2 separate regions of the Homo sapiens genome follow, and region 1 is linked to region 2. The links are chromatin contacts, found by Hi-C in ENCODE. All regions are on one chromosome and are shown on one strand. Each heading gives the region's core, a stretch centred on a gene start or an enhancer-like site at or near the end of the contact. The rest is flanking DNA. Distances are from core to core; before and after follow the strand shown. Region 1 has its middle 110 kb from the start of CASP4. Region 2 has its middle 170 kb from the start of CASP4.

Region 1 (2,831 bases), core at 167-2,666, 60 kb before region 2:
ATCATTTTTATTGATTTCTAGTTTAATTCCATTGTGATTTCAGAGTAGGCATTGAATAATTTATATTATTTTAATTCTGTGAAGCTGTTTCCATGGTCCAGAATATGGTCTATTTTGATGATTATTTAATGTGACCTTGAGAATAATATGTATTCTACTGTGTTAGATAAAGTAGTCTACAGATATCAATTTTATCGAGTTGGTTTATCATGCTATTGAGTTCAACCATGTTGTTACTGAAAGTCTGACTATGTTACACCTTTTAAAGTTGTCTATGGTTCTTAGATACTTTGTTCTTTTTTTCTTCTTTGCTTTTCAATTTTGGAAGTTCCTACTGACATCTTCAAGTTCAGAGATTCCTTCCTCACTCATGTTCAGTGTACTAATGCCCATCAAAGGCTTTCTTTGTTTCTGTGTTTTTTATCTCTAGCCGTTTTTTAAAATTCTTTCTTAGAGTTTTCATTTCTCTTTCTGCACTATTTATCTGTTATCACGTTGTCTACTTTGTACATTAGAGCCCTTATTAATCTTAGTATTTTTAAATTGATGGTCTGATAATTCCGACATCCCTGCCATTTTTGAGACTGGTTCTGAATCTTGCTCTTTCTTTAAACTGTGTTTAAATTGCCTTGCAATTTTTTTCTGGATATCCTGACATGAAGGAGGGCACAGGGAACTGCAGTAAATAAGTCTTTAGGGATGTGGTGGTGAAGTGGAGAGAAGGGGCTGTTTTGTAGTCCTATAATTAACTTGCAGTCTTTTTAGTGAGCCTATGCCCCTGAACCATAAAATTCATCAGTGCTTCTCAGTCCTCCTCCCACTCAAAAGTAGGACCAGATGGCTGAGGCGGAGGGGGTGGCTAGAGTTGTGTATTTCCCTTCTCTCATTTGAAAGGCTAGAACAGGCTGAATTTGACTATTTCCTTTCACCCATGTGAAAGCTAGAGAGGGCTGGATTTGCTTTATGTACTTCCTCAGGTCAGCTGGGCTCTGATAAAATCGCAATAGGTTACGCTCTGGTGAAATATTTTCTCTTGAGGGCAGGCCTCGTTAAGAAGAATAGAATGCTCTGGGGTATTTAAAAGTGAGTACATTTTTACCATGCTGGAAACACCAGGGAATTTTCTCGCATCTGCACTGTAAAAACCTGATAGAGAGCTCTAAGAAGTAAAGCTCACAAAAGTGTCAGGGCCCTCCTATTACTTGGTTCCATAGAGTTTTCAACTCTCCAACTTTTCCAATCTAAGCCTCCAGCAACTCATCAATTACAGTTCAGTTTTCCCTACTATGTCATTGGTTTCTAAGGATGTTTTTGATTATGGGTTTCTGTCCTGGTAAGTTGTAATTTTTTGCATCCACTTGTCTGTCTCTCCATTTTGGGGTTTAGTGGTTTGCCCTGTGACCTCATTTCTGTGATGACTCTAAGAAGAGTTGTTGCTTTTACGGTTTGTTCCGTTTTTTACTTACTGTTAGAACAAAGACTTTCAAATTTCCTACATGCTAAACTGAAAACTAGAAGTCCATATTGTTATTTGAAAGGAAAAAAAAAATTTCATATCCAAGTAGGAGAATAAAACTTTGAAAGCAATTCTGAATCCAATTCTACAGTGTACTATTGGCTTCTCTCAGTTCAGACTAGAACCTTTTTCATGAAATTTTTTATTTCACTGGTTTTCTTTTCCATTTCCATGACCTCCACAAGGCACCTTGTTTTTGCTGGGTTCTATTACCTGTTATTGCCTCTTCACTTCTTGAGTGAACAGGGTAGACTTCAGTCGCCTGCTTAAATATTAATTTCTCCAGTCTTTGAGCCAGTTTACATATTGATGCATCTTGCCCTCTCTACCATTATGAAGATACCTGAAATTACTGTGAGCTTGCTGAAAATTTCAGCTTAAAATAATTTTTCTTTAGCAATTGCCTGTTTTTCTGAGTTAGAATGAACAGCATGAATCTTTGAAATTGAAGAACATGACATGCATACTTTATAGTGTTTTGGTAAAGCTCTCTAACTCATCTTCATTTTGTCTACATGACAGGCTTTTACCTTGAAAAGATGTCCACAAACTCTGCTTGTTCACAAAAATTCAGTAAAATCTTGACATCAAGTTTATTTCTTTCTATGTAAGTACATATCTCAAGAAGAAGTCCCTAAGGAGCGCATTACCCCATTTCTCACCAGATCTCCTTTAAACTGGAGTCTCTCTCTCTCTCTCTGTCTCTCTCTCTCTCTCCAGTTAATGATACAATTATTCTATTTTGCTTTGCAAGGCATAGCCTATTATCAAACAACAACAACAAAAAAAGTGACTACTCTCTCTTACCTTGTTTAGGCATCTCCTATAGGACCTCTGAATGATTTGCTTGTGCTTATTTATATGCTTTTCTCTCAATAAATTTTGAATTACAGAGAGAACAGCAAATATCACTTTCTAATCATTTTTATTTTAATGGTCTCTGGCATAATTTTGTTGAATGAAGGACTTGAGTAACAGTTTTGTGACTTTGAGCAGGATATTTCACCATATCAATCCTTATTTTTTTTCATTGTCAACTAAGGACAAAAATGCCTCCTTGTCTTATCTCATAGAGTTTAAGGATTAAATAAAATAAATCATGGGAAGATACTATGTGAACTATAAACTGTCATACAGATGTGAGTGTTATAAGAATAAGAGAAGCATGTACATATATTCAAATTATCTATCTCCTTACTTTCCCTTTCTTTGCCAGGAGGACGCATAACTAAGCTGTCAAAATTGAAATAAATACAAAAAGTTTAACTAGGAAGATTAAGTGATGAAACAAAATTAAGTTACGTACCTAATAGTA
Region 2 (2,750 bases), core at 190-2,689:
ATGGATCCATGACTTGTTAGCTTGGTGAGAATCTTAGCTTCCAGCTTAGCACATGTAACTACAGATCAGATATTTAGTCTCCTATTTTTGAAAGTTCTCTGATAGTGCACATTTATTGTCTATTCATAGATTTTAGGCCACTTTTTAGGACCCAGAATCTGTCATTATTCCTATTTATTAGCTATAGATATTGGCCCAGGCATGTATTTATCAAATATATATTTATCAAAGAAAATATATATTTATCAAAGTGTATTGAATAACTCAGGAAATTTCAGGAAGGCTAGGGAATCATGCCTGGAAAATTGGGCAGGAACAAAGTAGGACAGTCATCAGATAGGACCACAGTCAAACTCAGTAACATTAGTCCAATGAAGAGACTGCTACAGTTTCCACAGAACATAAGCAACCTGTTTAAATTGCCGCTAGCAATACTGAACACTGGACACTGTGCTATGCCGCCTCTGGGATTTGTCCCTGCAACTAATGCTGCACACTGGCAGAATGGGTTCTTTGCTCTTGTCTCCCAATTTCAAGCCCAGAGTTGGTGAATCAGTTTAAGAAAACCAGTATTTCATGTCATGCCCTGAGAAAACTGGTATCTGGCATTTTCAGCTTGCATGGTAGAAAGCAGTCTGTATCTCCACTGACGCTCCAAGTAAGAAATTGTCCATCCATAAAATGGGAACTGGATGCTTGTCATAGAGGACATGATAAGTGACCACCACCATATACCTATTTGTCTGCCAAGCATTTGTTATTTTTGGCTCTCTAGTATACAAAACCTTTTCACATAGTTCCACTTCAAAAATGAAAATGAAATAAAGCAACCCTGTCCTAATGTAATACACTATGCTTTATGAAACCAAAATGCATTCTCACCTTCTGCAAAGAAGAGCAACTCAAAATTTCATCAGTTACTACATTTAGCTAGAACACCAGGATCTCTAGAGAAATGTTTATTACTTCTTCTGACCTCAATACATCTTCATAGATACACACACACACACACACACACACACACACACACACACACTTCAGTTACTTGTTTCTTTTATTTTTGTGTAAAATATTTTCCCTGCTTAATTGAAATACCATTAACAAATAAAAATTCTATATATTGAAAGTATACAACATAATGTTTTGATAAACATATACACTGCAAAATGATTGCCAAAATCATGTCTTTATATTTTTTAACCATAGAATTATTACCAAGCATGTGCTATAGAAAACAGTAGAAGAAATGAAACTGAAAGAAAATGAAAGAGGAATGAAAATACAGAACTTCGTTTCTCCTCTATTTGGGGTTGTTTACCTACTAAAGAGGTTAAGTAACTAAAATCTTTTTTCAGACATAGAAATTGTGCTCCATGTGCCTAATACCCAAGTCTATGGATTACTTTCTATGCTTTAAATGAAGAAATTTTTGTCATCTCCATATCCTGTAGTCCAAGGTGCTGTTGAATCTAGTTTCAGTTAACTAACTAAATTAAACTCACAAAAGCCCCAGGCTGCTTAATGTGTCATACCAATCTATAATCTTTGAAAAACTTGATAAACTTTGGGATGGGGGAAGGTAGATGGAAGTAGGTTTTTCCTGCTGTTCACTGAAGTCTTGGGAGTGCATTGATAAAAGAGAGGTTAAAACTGTCCAAAGAGTGTACAAGGTCAAATCAAAATGCACGGTGGACATTATTCTCATTTGGCACTTAAAATAACAGAAGTGGGTTTTCTGAAGAAAAAAAAAACATGAATAAACTAAAAATGATTATCAGCTTGCATTATTTATGCTTAAGATCAATTACAAAAGCTACCTACATTTACAATTGCTTTTTGAAAAGTGGATATTTTCAAGTGCTCATGTTATGATCAATTTCAGCAGTACGTATTGCTCTGAATAATGTAGTTTCTTTTAAAGACATGACATACAGCTATGGCTTTCTTTTTCTTTCTTAGGCCAATGATAAGCATCAAGTAGAATGTCTTTCTTCATAGTAAGCAATTCACTATGTGTTGACAACATTTCATCAGCATATTTCTAGACATCTCACTAAATTCAAGCTTCTTACCAAGATTTATGATGTTCTTACTTTTTGTCAATCATTTCCCCAGTGGCGTGAAGTCAGAAACAGCAGAATTTTGCAATTCATAGACTACTGCAGCCTCATTATCAGCAGAAACTCCTTGACCCATAATCTTCAAATCATGCAGCATTGCATGATTCTTAAATACCTTAATCTACCCTAACTCAGTCTACTTCTCAGCTCCTTCGCTAAGTCACCATACTCCTTTATCGTGGCCTTATTCAGGTCTTTAAATATGTTTGGCACTTTCTGCTGTACCAATATGATGTTCAGGGTCAGCCAACACTGATTGTGGTTCACATGCACTGGGCATGTTAATTCTCTGATTTTTTTTTCAAAATTAATATGCCATATATAGGTAACATATTGAAATTTTCCAGAACCAGTGAGGCAGGACAATAGGGTCTGGAGTCAGGGAACCTAACACTGAGCTGACCTCCTAGAACTGAATCAGAAGGAAAACCCCACCTCTCCACATCCAAGTAACAAAAGGATCAGACGCTACTCCCTTGCCCAAATAAAAAATGGAAAGTATCTCTGATTGGTCCCCTCCCCCAACCAGTCTTCATGTATAATTTTGTAACTTTACTTCAGCCTCTGATTGGCCCCCTCCCACAACCAATCAGACTGGTCATGGCCCACTGCTTCATTTATATAGGGTGT

The links. A loop is a pair of places that touch in the nucleus more often than their neighbours do.
Region 1: a map of B cell shows a loop between it and region 2 (5-fold over the local background). The contact joins two enhancer-like sites. A Hi-C loop is called at or near these places in 2 of 168 maps with a recorded cell type or tissue (B cell and endothelial cell of hepatic sinusoid).

Annotation. Positions count from the first base shown.
Region 1 is chr11:104,857,641-104,860,471 of GRCh38, reverse strand. No RefSeq gene overlaps it. Among named protein-coding and RNA genes, the nearest start is that of CASP4, 110 kb to the left of the region's middle. Within about 2 kb of position 1,416, at least 4 of the 41 ENCODE cell types and tissues checked have a DNase peak (open chromatin) inside an H3K27ac peak, as active enhancers do; they include B cell, where a contact is called at or near this core.
Region 2 is chr11:104,797,525-104,800,274 of GRCh38, reverse strand. No RefSeq gene overlaps it. Among named protein-coding and RNA genes, the nearest start is that of CASP4, 170 kb to the left of the region's middle. Within about 2 kb of position 1,439, at least 2 of the 41 ENCODE cell types and tissues checked have a DNase peak (open chromatin) inside an H3K27ac peak, as active enhancers do; they include B cell, where a contact is called at or near this core.